2 separate regions of the Homo sapiens genome follow, and region 2 is linked to region 1. The links are chromatin contacts, found by Hi-C or POLR2A ChIA-PET in ENCODE. All regions are on one chromosome and are shown on one strand. The core of a region is the stretch at or near the end of the contact, and the rest is flanking DNA. Distances in the headings are between cores, read along the strand shown.

What was found. Hi-C counts contacts between places; a loop is a spot of excess contacts on that map. ChIA-PET counts read pairs that join two places held with the same protein, here RNA polymerase II (POLR2A). Pooled maps may share reads with other maps.
Region 2: a map of naive thymus-derived CD4-positive, alpha-beta T cell shows a loop between it and region 1 (22-fold over the local background). The contact joins the promoter of CTPS1 here to the promoter of MYCBP in region 1. A Hi-C loop is called at or near these places in 1 of 168 maps with a recorded cell type or tissue (naive thymus-derived CD4-positive, alpha-beta T cell) and 5 of 50 pooled maps. POLR2A ChIA-PET finds 5 or more read pairs at or near these places in 1 of 52 experiments (MCF 10A).

What each region holds. Positions count from the first base shown.
Region 1 is chr1:38,868,478-38,874,597 of GRCh38, reverse strand. MYCBP (MYC binding protein) reads left to right here and starts at 1,250. Exons shown (of 5, transcript NM_012333.5): 1 at 1,250-1,307; 2 at 1,508-1,580. The coding sequence starts at 1,293. It overlaps GJA9 (gap junction protein alpha 9), which reads left to right. Exons shown (of 2, transcript NM_030772.5): 2 at 1-529. The coding sequence ends at 47. All of the region lies in intron 1 of RRAGC-DT (RRAGC divergent transcript), which reads right to left. The region is part of intron 1 of GJA9-MYCBP (GJA9-MYCBP readthrough); the gene reads left to right. RefSeq lists an enhancer at 1,694-2,216.
Region 2 is chr1:40,975,388-40,981,507 of GRCh38, reverse strand. CTPS1 (CTP synthase 1) reads right to left here and starts at 1,812. Exons shown (of 19, transcript NM_001905.4): 1 at 1,679-1,812. RefSeq lists an enhancer at 814-863 and silencers at 1,064-1,203, 1,274-1,563, 1,834-2,023.

The sequences.
Region 1 (6,120 bases), core at 1-2,500:
CGAACAATCTCATTGGTAGGCGGGTTCCCACAGATCTTCAGATCTAAACAGCGGTTGGCTTTTAGACATTATATATATTATCAGAGAAGTAGCCTAGTGGTCGTGGGGCACAGAAAAAATAGATAGGGGCAGCTCTAAAGACCAGCTGTTAAGACAGACAACTGCAAACTCATTTAAGCAAGAGAAAAACAGCTCTAATTCGAGATTGTGAAGCAACACTTCTAAATTCAAAGACATAGAGTTGTCAAATCAGGATTTTTTTTTTTTTAAATGATATCCTTTCGAATGTAACTGATTTTGGGAAAATCACATGTTCAGAATTGAGGCTAAATGGTTTGATCAGGTTTTCTCTTTGAAGAGACCACAGCCTTAGGAAATGGTTCTTGATCTATACAATTCCACCTTGGACACTGGGTTAATTCTGTTTGCCCCTGGAACACAATCACGTAAGTTTCCTTCTAGACTGGCATCCTGATGTGTCTTGAGTATAATCACATGTTGCTACCTAGTAAATAAAATCTTAAGAAGATCCGTGGCTTTCCTTCACCAGTTCATAGCATCGTGATTCATTGCCCGGATTGGACTCGACTCTACTCACTGGACATCTAACCACTCCACTTAATTAACAATACCCACCCTACAGGGGTGTTGTAAGGATTAAAATTTAAAATACCCGTGTTTTCTACAGTGCCTGGCTCAAAAGCTACTGCAAGCTCGTTACTGCTCATCCTCCAGAGGCCCACATCAAGTCAGCCACGACTCAAGGAGACTCCAAAGATAAAAGCTGAAGCCAAAATATATGATTCTAAACACCCTCCTCGGCTACTGCAAAGCACTGTGAGCACTTTCTCAGGACGAGAGCCAAGAAGCCCAGCACCTATGGGTCACCACAGTTTCCGAGGTCCCAGATGAAAAAGATGCGCTCGCTACCACCGTGCGGCGGTCCTTTCTCTCGCAATAGTCTCAATGCTCCCGGGCCCTGCCTCCGGACGCCAGGACAGAGGTACCAAAATCTCACCTCCTGCAAAGAAACCTAATTGCTACGGGGGCCGGAAGAGGAAGAGGTGCGGCTCCGACAGCCAGAGGGGCGGGCATACGCAGCCTCCCTCGGCTCAGCCTGCTACTGGGGATGCAGAGCGTCCTGGTCGCCATGAAAACAGGCCACACCTCGGCGATCCCGGCCGGTGGTTTGCAAGTGCGCAGGCGCGCGCCCCCTTCCGCGCATGAGCAGTGCTGCTCCCAACCCGCCAGTCGCGGTCTCCGGCGCCAGCTACGCCGCTGCCGCTGTCACTATGGCCCATTACAAAGTGAGGGGGGCGCGGCGTGGCTGGGGGCATGCGGGCGGTAGCAAGCCGCTGGTCGGCTCTGGGTGGGAGTGGGGTCGCGCGCGCAGGTTTGGGCGGGAGGGCCCCGAGGTAGTGAGGCGGAGGCGGGGTTGCCGGACTCCCAGCGCCTTCTTCCTGCTCGGCTCCCGGGCTCTGGCCACTGACCCCCGGTGTCTCTTCAGGCCGCCGACTCGAAGCGTGAGCAGTTCCGGAGGTACTTGGAGAAGTCGGGGGTGCTGGACACGCTGACCAAGGGTGAGCCTGGGCTAGGAGAGGGTACCTCGTGCCCTCGTCGTGCTCCCCGGCGCTGCCCCGTTCCCCAGCGGGCCGTAGCGTGGGGAAGGAGGGGAAACAGATGGGGCCCGTCCGGGGTCCAGCGAGGTGGGCCTCGGGGTTCAGCAGGGACCTGGCTGCTGGACGCCGCCCGGGTGGGGTAGCCTAGCTCCGCTACCCTTCTCCGCACCGGGAGTGAAACTCTTGCAGCTGTTGCAAAGTCTCTTCAACTTCCGTTGCTTTGCCTCCAGCAGCCGCAGTGGACATGTTTGCCAAGGACCTTCAGATCCCAATTCCTCCCACCTTACGGTTTTTATGGAGTCCTCAGAATCTTGTTAAGAAAGTTTCCCTCCAACAAAGAGCAACTGGAAAAATGACCGAATTTCCAAGTGGGCTATGAAGTAGCTGAGTGAGCCTAATCCCCAAAGTAGGAGATTCATAGCGAATTTGGCTGTGGCTTTTCAGCCCCCATTCCTTAGTCTGTCTGTGTCAATTCTTATTTTGTGTATATTTCATAAAGTAGAATTACAGCTTAAAGAGCTCGAGGGCATATCAAGGTGGTTACATTGTTTTCACTTTTTAAAATGAAAGCTTACTGTTAACGCTGTATCTCTTCATTCGTGGCTTCAAGATCTAAGTTAAGTAGATGAGTAAAGTGTTGGAAACAGGAGGATTTCAAGGGGTAGGGTACAGTTTACTTTATTGGCTTAGCACTAATTTGAATGCCTGCTATGTGTCACTCAACTCACTGGGATATTCAAGGGTGTAGAATGGAATTGTTCGCAGGGATGAGGACTTGGGTCATATGAAACTAGGAAGTTTGGGAAGTGGGAAATAAATTGGTAACTGCCCTTTGGACAGAAGCAAAGTTTAGAGGAAAATTCTAGGAGCATAACTCCTGGGTCTTAGAAGAAAGAAGGCTAGTAATTTTGAATTGCTACCTATTTGGGGTTCAGATAATAGTTTACCTCTTTGCAAATAAACTTCAGCAAGTCTTAAGGGACTACTCTGTGAAAGTACTGTGCTATGTTGTCTCTGAAAGTGTCACAGATGCTTTGAATGTCATTCCGTCTAAAAACTCCTTACGTTCATTTCTTTCATTTAATAATTTTACTCAGGTGTCTGTTCTGCACACTGGAGATAAGCAGGGGAGGATAAAAGTCTCGGCTCTCATAAGCTTATATCCTAGTTGAGGGAGAGAAATACATAAATAAATATGTAGTGTCAGCTAGTGGTAAGTGGTACAGATAAAAATACAGCAAAGTTAGGGATAAAGAGTAACAGGTGAGGCCAGGCACGTGGCTCATGCCTGTAATCTCAGCACTTTGGGAGGCTGAGGTGGGTGGACTGCTAGAGGCCAGGAGCTCAAGACCAGCCTGGGCAACATGGCAAAACTCCCATCTCTTAAAAAAAAAAAAAAATTGCTGGGCATGGTGTGTGCCTGTAATCTAGCTACTGTGGAGGCTGAGGTGAGAGAATCACCTGAGCCCAGGAGGTCAAGGCTGCAGTGAGTTGTGATTGTGCCACTGGGCAACAGTGACACTCTGTCTCCAAAAAAAAAAAAAAAAAAAAGTGACAGGTGGGATGTGTGTGTCATTTTATATAGGGTGATGGGGGGAAGGCCTTTCTTAAGAAGTAATTTTTGACCAGAAACCTGAAAGAAACAGAGTTTCAGGAAGTCTAAGGAGGCCAGAGTGGTTGGATGGAGCAAGTGAAAGACTGAATGGTAAAAGGCAGAAAAATGACAGTTGTAGGCGGTAACTGACTACACAGAAGATGTTGCCCAGGCTGGAGTGCAGCGGCATGATCTCGGCTCACTGCAACCTCCACCTCCGGGTTCAAGCGATTGTGTTGCCTCAGCCTTCCAAGTAGCTGGGATTACAGGCATGTGCCACCATGCTTAGCTAATTTTTTGTATTTTTAGTAGAGAGGCGGTTTCACCACATGGGCCAGGCTGGTCTTGAACTCCTTACCTCAGGTGATCCGCTCACCTCAGCCCCGCAGAGTGCTGGGATTACAGGTGTGAGCCACCGCCCTCCACTAGAATTTAACCTCTCAATCTCCTTAGATTTCCAGGCTCCTAAATAACATCAGCCAACACAGTATTGATGTGATTTATTAAAAATTTGATTTTCAGCTCCAAACATAGGTGCTTTACACAATTCTATTTGTTTTTTTTTTTTTTTTTTTTTTTTTTTTTGAGACGGAGTCTCGCTCTGTCGCCCAGGCCGGACTGCGGACTGCAGTGGCGCAATCTCGGCTCACTGCAAGCTCCGCTTCCCGGGTTCACGCCATTCTCCTGCCTCAGCCTCCCGAGTAGCTGGGACTACAGGCGCCCGCCACCGCGCCCGGCTAATTTTTTGTATTTTTAGTAGAGACGGGGTTTCACCTTGTTAGCCAGGATGGTCTCGATCTCCTGACCTCATGATCCACCCGCCTCGGCCTCCCAAAGTGCTGGGATTACAGGCGTGAGCCACCGCGCCCGGCCTCTATTTGTTTTTACTTTTTATTTTTTTTGAGACAGAGTCTCACTCTGTCACCCAGGAATGCCTGGCCTCAAGTGATCCTTCTGCCTTAGCTTCCCCAAGTGTTGACGTTACAGGCGTGACCCACTGTGCCCAGCCTCACAAATTTAATTTACATATATATATTTTTTCGAGACAAGGTCTCTGTCGCCCAGACTGGAGTGCAGTGGTGCAGTCATGTCTCAGTGCAGTCTTAATCTCCCAGGTTCAAGCAATTCTCCCACCTCAGGCACCCAAGTAGCTGAGACTACAGGCACGCACCACCATGTCCGGCTGATTTTTAATTTTTTTTTTTTTTTTTTTTTGAGACGGAGTCTTGCTCTGTCACCCAGGCTGGAGTGCAGTGGTGCGATCTCTGCTCACTGCAAGCTCCGCCTCCCGGGTTCACACCATTCTCCTGCCTCAGCCTCCCAAGTAGCTGGGACTACAGGTGCCTGCCACCATGCCCGGCTAATTTTTTTTGTATTTTTAGTAGAGACGGGGTTTCACCATGTTAGCCAGGATGGTCTCAATCTCTTGACCTCATGATCTGCCTGCCTCGGCCTACCAAAGTGCTGGGATTATAGGCGTGAGCCATCATGCCTGGCCAATTTTTTTTTTTTTTTGTAGAGTTGGGGTGTTGCCCAGGTTGATCTCAAACTCCTGGGCTCAAGCAATCCTCCTGTCTTGGCCTCTCAAAGTGCTGGAATTTCAGGAATGAGCCACTTTGGCCTAAATTTTTACAGCTTATTTCCAAGATGATTTGAAATAGTTTATAACATTAAAACACTATGAAAGGATGGCTAAAGATGATAAATCATTTGGAAGCTGAAGCATTTTAGCTATTTTGAGCGCTATATCAACCTCTAAAAATCCTGGCTGCGAAGGCAAAAAGGGGAGCATGATTGGGTATAGAGTTCTTGTCTGATTACAAGGAAGTGCATTTCATCTATAGAACAGCACAGGAAACTTTGTATTTACAGTATCTTCTGCAACTATCAACCTTTCAAGTACCAGTGACAAATGAGAAGCTGAAAGAAATGGGGTGGGGGAATAAGAGGAGGAGAGAGTAGAGTATTAATATTCATGTCTTATAAAATGAGGATTTGGCCAGGTGTGGTGGCTCACACCTGTAATCCCAGAACTTTGGGAGGCTGAGGTGGGTGGATCACCTGAGGCTGGGAGTTCGAGACTAGCCTGACCAACACAGAGAAACCCCGTCTCTACTAAAAATACAAAATTAGCCGGGCATGGTGGCACATGCCTGTTATCCCAGCTACTAGAGAGGCTGAGGCAGGAGAATCGCTTGAACCTGGGAGGCGGGGGTTGTGGTGAGCCAAGATTATGCCATTGCACTCCAGCCTGGGCAACAAGAGCAAAACTCTATCTCAAAAAAAAAAACAAAAAAAAAAAACCAAATGAATTTCTCAAAAAATAGTGATTTTTTCATACTGTATATTATTTTGGTAAGTTATTAAAACTCTAAAAGAACAAAAGGGAAGTATGTAAGTTGGTTTACAACAGGACTTAACTTGGGGTCTAGATATCTATCACTGTTTTTTTGTTTGTTTGTTTTGTTTTTTTGTTTTTGAGACAGAGTCTTGCTCCATCGCCCAGGCTGGAGTGCAGTGGCACGATCTCGGCTCACTGCAAGCTCCGCCTCCTGGGTTGACGCCATTCTCCTGCCTCAGCCTCCTGAGTAGCTGGGACTACAGCCGCCCGCCACCACGCCTGGCTCATTTTTTGTATTTTTTAGTAGAGACGGGGTTTCACTGTGTTAGCCAGGATGGTCTTGATCTCCTGACTTCGTGATCTGCCCGCCTTGGCCTCCCAAAGTGCTGGGATTACAGGTGTGAGCCACTGCGCCCAGCCACATTTTTTTTGTGTGTGTTTACTTTTTTTGCTTTTATTAGATTTTTCAAAGGGTTCCATGCACAAAAAGGCCAACCACTGATTTAGAGTTTTTTATCTAAGTAGTAAATTCTAGGAGGAATTTGTTCCATAGATGAAGAGCAAGG
Region 2 (6,120 bases), core at 563-3,062, 2.1 Mb before region 1:
ACATATACCTTACTGAGACTATACCCTGGTCTCCCTAAGTTTTGGATGATCCTAGAAATTCCTCTGCCACCGAGTGAGTTACTTCTACAAAAGATTCATCTCATCCAATTACATTTGATTTGTCCCAATTTTACTCTAAGAGTTTAACATCTCTCTTTACGTTCTTTAGTTTCTCTCTTTAGATTCTTGCAGTCTCAGTGCCTGGCAATACATATGCCAGTGTACATAAAGATCAGGCGGGAGGCTCATTCATTCATCCTTATGGGCTACTGACTTACATGACAGCTACTGTGCTTGGGGACTGCAAACATTAATCAGATTTGGGCCCATATCTCAACTTTCTGGCAGTCCAGTTGGAGAGATGAAACATTAACAAATAAATGAGTAATTCAGTGACGGTGGAAGCAGACAGAAAACATGTTTAGACTATAAAGGGGGACGATGAGAGCAGACGCTTTCAGTACCATGGCCATCAGAGGAAGGTGAGACAAGTCCTGGGGGTAGTGGGCGGATCCAGGCGGCTCCTGTTTTGTAGATATGACTTGCAATGGGCCTTGAAGGACTGACTGCACGACTCAGAGCACAGGAAAGGGAACAGGGTGAACAGGCAGGTGCAGGGCAGCTACAGAGAACAGAGGTAAGGCCGTGAGGGGGAAGGCGGGGAAGCAGGGATATACAGTGGAAGATAAACTGGAAAGGTAGGCAAGGGCCAGATCATGTGCAAACTGGCATGCCCAATCTGAACTTAATCCTGAAGGTGACGGAAGGCGCAAGAAGGTTTTCCGGCACAGAAGTAACGTAAATCAAGACGCATCAGAGAAATTCAACAAAGACTGAGGGGGGAAATGCTTTTTCTTTCAATGTTATGAGATGAAGTGCCAGCCCCCATCACTAGTGTGCAGACCTCAATCATGTCACTTGAGCTGCCTGCAACGCGGGTTCTCACCTAGGGGAATGGGGGTGAGAATCTCTGCGCCGCCCGCGTCACAGGGCCGCTGAGGATTCGAAACTGTAACGAGCGTGGACGGAAGGGCGCCACGCAAACGTGGTGAGCTCTATACACCGCCAGCGCCCCGACCCCCGGCCGCCGGGAAGGGAGGAAGCCGTGAGGCCCAAAGGCCAGCCGCGGGGCCCAGGGCCGGCGAGTTCGCAGGCCCCCTCGTCCTACGGCGCGGAGCTGCCGCGCCCAGCCCCGGGCGGCTGAGCCCGCGCCGAGGCCGGAGGCCCGAGGCCCGCACTGCTTGAATGGATGGGCGACTGCCGGGCTTCCTCGCAGACGAAGAGCAAGGGCGGAGGGTGTGGGGGGGGGCGCCGCTCCACTCCCCTACGGCCTTCTCCGTCCGACGAGCCCGGCCGAGCTGATTCGGCGCGGCCCAGCGCGGCAGCGCAGGCCCCGCAGCCTCTGAAGCCGCCCCGCGCCCCGCTTGGCCCCTCTCCCCAGCGCCGCCCGGCCACGAGGCCCGCGCGCGGGAGCCGGCAGCTCGCCGGCCGGGGCGCCCGCCCCACTCCCGTTAGGCACACAGCCCATTGGGCAGGACGCCGAGTCACCTCGCCCCTGATTGGTAGGAGCGACGTCCGTCACCGCGGCGGCGGGGCTATTCGGCGCCGGGCTCAGCTCGCGCCGCTGACTCCTGCGCGGGAGAACAGATCCCCCCCGGGATCCCTGGAGTCAGCCTACCTGCGGCCGGCTTCAGATCCTCCCGTCAGCGACAGAGCTGGGCCGGCGACGCGCGCGGAGCCCCGGACAGCCAGTGAACAACCCCGACCGCATGCGCCCGGCAGTCTTTCACGGAGGCGGGCTCTAGGCTGTGCGCACGCAGAGGTTGGAGGGCGGGCCGGGCCTGGAGGGCGCGGGGCGGGGCGGGGCCTGGAGTGCGCAGGCGCGGGACAGGACCGCTGGGCCGCCTCCGCTGAACTGTGCCGCCGTAGGTTCGAGGCCGGGCGGGTGGTGGCGTGTCTGCCCCTCTGCTTCCGTCCCAGCCTGTGGCCCAAGCTTACTCTCTTGAAGGGGAGGAGGCTGTTTGGGAACTCACGCCTGGCCTATTCGTCACCTGGCCTCGCGTCCTCCCACAGCGGTCTCCTGGAGTTCTGGGCGTCGCCTTCCATCCGATGGTCTTTCACTGTGGGCTCCTGGCGGTGATGCGCCAGCGCATCTCTGCCTCCGGGCGAGGGACGGCGGCAGCGCCACCCTGGCCTCCAAGACGGAAGTGCGGAGGGTCGCGCGGCGTTGGCTCCTCGTCGGCCTCCCTCCTCCCCACACCTGCCCCGAAGGCGGCTGCTTTGGATGGACTAGGATCCCGAAAAGTACGGTTTCATCTAGCTATCGCTCCCTGAGCACCGACTGTGCCACGCACTGTGCTGGGCACCGAGGGACCCTCTCCTCGGACTAACGATGTAGGGAGGCACACTGAGCAGCTCATTACACTTTATGGTTGTTATGGGTGCTTGCTGCAGAGATGCTGGTGCCGGGGCAGTGAGTGCCCAGCGCGGGGACTGACCCAAGTCCGGTGGTGATTGGGAATTCAGGCGGGAAGCCCGCCCTGAAAAAGTAACTTTGAAGCAGAGACCTAAGTAGACGGCAAAGATGGGAAAGGGAGAGGCGGGGATAAGAAAGTGAGACATGCTTGAGCCCAACAGTTCGAGACCAACTTGGGTAACATAGCGAGACCCCGTTTCTTATAAAAATAATAATAGTAGGCCGGGCGCAGTGGCTCACACCTGTAATCCCAACATTTTGGGAGGCCGAGGCAGGCGGATCACAAGGTCAGGAGTTCAAGACCAGCCTCGCCAATATGGTGAAACCCCGTCTCTACTAAAAATACAAAAATTAGCTGGGCGTGGTGGTGGGTGCCTGTAGTCCCAGCTACTCAGGAGGCTGAGGCAGGAGAATAGCTTGAACCTGGGAGGTGGAGGTTGCAGTGAGCCAAGATTGCACCACTGCATTCCAGCCTGGGCGACAGAGCGAGACTCCTTCTCAAAGAATAAATAAATAAAATAAAAATAGTAATAATAATTTTTTTTTAAAAGTGAGGCAGAAGGAAAAGCCTGTGTACAAGCCCAAAGAGGCCGGCACAGCTGAATTGGAAGGCCAGTCTAGCCAAGTCCACAAGGGCCACAGGAAGCGAGATTAACATGAGATTAGGTTGAAGAGTTGGGTAGGGCCATACGGTGAAGAGCATTATAGACCAAGTAAAGGCTTCTCTTTCTCCTAGGGATAGTGGAAAGCTGTAGAAACTTTTGAGAGGCTTTTGACCTTCCTTTGAATAGTGAATATATGTACATGGTTATAATTTTTCCCCAAACACTACACAAGGGTATCCATGAAAAGTAAATCTCTTATTTCTGTACCCCAGTGTTCCTGTTTTGTTCTCTAGAAGCAGTCTGCCACAAGTTCTTAACTATCTTCACTGAAGGAGTTTTAAAAAAAAAGATGTGATGGGATCAGATTTGTGTTTTAGGAAAATCATTGAAGCAGATGGATTCCCAGAAACCAGGTCAGGAGGCTCCTGCAGTGGCCTCTTTTAGAGGCTTCTGGCTCCTTCCAGATCTGGATCACCAGTGCTTCAACCCTGACAACCTGCCCATGCTGCATTCAGCTCCAAATCTAAAAAATGTTTGGAATGCCAGGCATAGTGGCTCACACTTGTGATCCTGACACTTTGGGAGGCTGACACAGGGTGGGAGGATTTCTTGAGTCCAGGAGTTCAAGACCAGCCTAGGCAATATAGTGAGACCCCATCTCTACAAAAAATACAAAAATTAGCTGAGCATGGTGGCACGCATCTGTAGTCCTGGCTACTCCAGAGCCTGAGGCTGGAGGAATGCTTGAACCCAGGAATTCAAGGCCAATGGGAGCTAGGATCCCACCACTGCACTCCAGCCTGGGCAGAGTGAGACTCTATCTCAAAAAAAAAAAAAAAAAGTTTGGGTTGTCTTTGAAGGTACTCTACAGCCACATCTTCTTTCAAGAAGCATTTGATGTTTATCAAAGTGCCTGGAACATAACAGATGCTGAGAACATACTTGCTGAGGTAATGAAGATGCTATGGGAGATGGAAAAATGAGCCATTCACCCAACCACTCCTCTGAATGACCACTTGACATTGTCTTCTTCCTCAAAGCTCTTCCATCTCCTCCCCCATATTCTCCTCAGCTGGTGGTCTTGCTTCCCATTTCACGAGAAAATAGAAGCCATCAGTAGATTTTTCATATCCACCAACCACTTTTATCTGCGCACAAGCTCTGCGTTGTCTCCTGTTACTGTGGACAAACTGCCCACACTCCCAGAGGTCAACCTCCTCTTTGCTCCAAGTGCCATATCCATTTGTCAACTCAAAGAATGTCTAGTATGCAAGTGCCATATCCTTTCATCAACTCAAGAATGTCTAGTAGAATGTCCCTTCCTGCGTCATCAGTCTTTCCCTGTCTAGTAGATCTTTTCCACTACCGTGATGCAAACATGCTGCAATTTGTTCCATCTTAAAACCCCTCTCCTGACTCTATGCCATTCTCTAGCTCCCCCTCCATTTCTGTTTCACTTTTCAGCACAACTCCTAAAAAATGTTGTTTGTACTTTGCTGTCTCAATTTCTTCCCTCTCTTGAACTCATTCCAATCTGGATATTTTGCTCATATAATTTCACTGAAACTGATCTCGTCAAAAATTAACCTCCATGTTCTCAGACCTCTTCTTTGTACATCAGCCTAGACTCCAATCTCTAATGTCCGTAAGTCCCAAATAAAGACAACAGTGGGCTGGGCGCAGTGGCTCATGCCTGTAATCCCAGCACTTCGGGAGCCTGAGATGGGTGGATCACAAGGTCAGGAGTTCGAGACCAGTTTGCAAATATGGTGAAACCCCGTCTCTACTAAAAATACAAAACTTAGCCAGACGTGGTGGCAGGCGCCTGTAGTCCCAGCTACTCAGGAGGCTGAGGCAGGAGAATCACTTGAACCTGGGAGGCGGAGGTTGCAGTGAGCCAAGATTGCACCACTGCACTTCAGCCTGGGCGACGAGCGAGACTCCGTCTCAAAAAAAAAAAAAAATAGACAACAGTGTGGCTGTATGTGCATGGCATGAATGCATATGTGTGTGTGCACGTGCGCATGTGTATGTATTTACATATTTGGGCTGCTTCTCTCCCCCACCATAGGCCCAGTCTCCTTTTGGGCTCCTAGGTGCAGCTATACAGCCCCAGAGCTGCCCCCAAACTGACCACTTCCCTAAGAGCATTTGTCACAGCTGATCATTTCCTCCTTAAAAGGTGGGTGTCCTTTACTTGGCTTCTAGGAAACCACTTGCTGTTCATTTTTTCCTATTTCACAGGTTTCTCCTTCTAGATCTCCCTACCTAGATCCTCTTCCTTTTCCTCTATCCTGAACTATAAACATTGCCCCAAGCCTCAGTTCTAGGATCCCTTCTCTCTAAAGTCATTATCTAGTCATTAAAACCATCTGGCCCAGACGCAGTGGCTCACGTCTGTAATCTCAGCACTTTAGGAGGCCGAGGTGGGCGGATCACAATGTCAGGAGTTCAAGACCAGCCTGGCCAACATGGTGAAATCCCGTCTACTAAAAATACAAAAATTAGCTGGGTGTGGTGGCGCAGGCCTGTAATCCCAGCTACTCGGGAGGCTGAGGCAGGAGAATCACTTGAACCCTGGAGGCGGAGGTTGTAGTGAGCTGAGATTGCACCATTGCACTCCAGCCTGGACAACAGAACAAGACTCCGTCTAAAAAACAAAACAAACAAAAAAAATCCTTATTCTGACTACTCCCAAATTGATGTTCCCAGGCTGGATGTGTCCTGAACCCCAAGTTCTCTTCCAAGCCCAGGTCCTGAGGTGAGCCAGGCGCCTCGCCTACACGTGGGCCAACTCTATGATCCCATTGGTGCTCTAGAGCTCCCCGTGGGATCAGGCTGAGGCAAACTTCCTGAAAAGAACCAGTCTGTATTTTAGGCTTTGTGGGCCATATGGTCTCTTGCAATCACTCAACTCTGCCTTCATAGTGCAAAAGTAGCCATAGATAATATATCGATTAAATGAATGTGACTTATTTCAATAGAACTATAGCTGTGTTCACAAAATACTCTTTTACAGAAATAGAGCTTGGGTCTGAA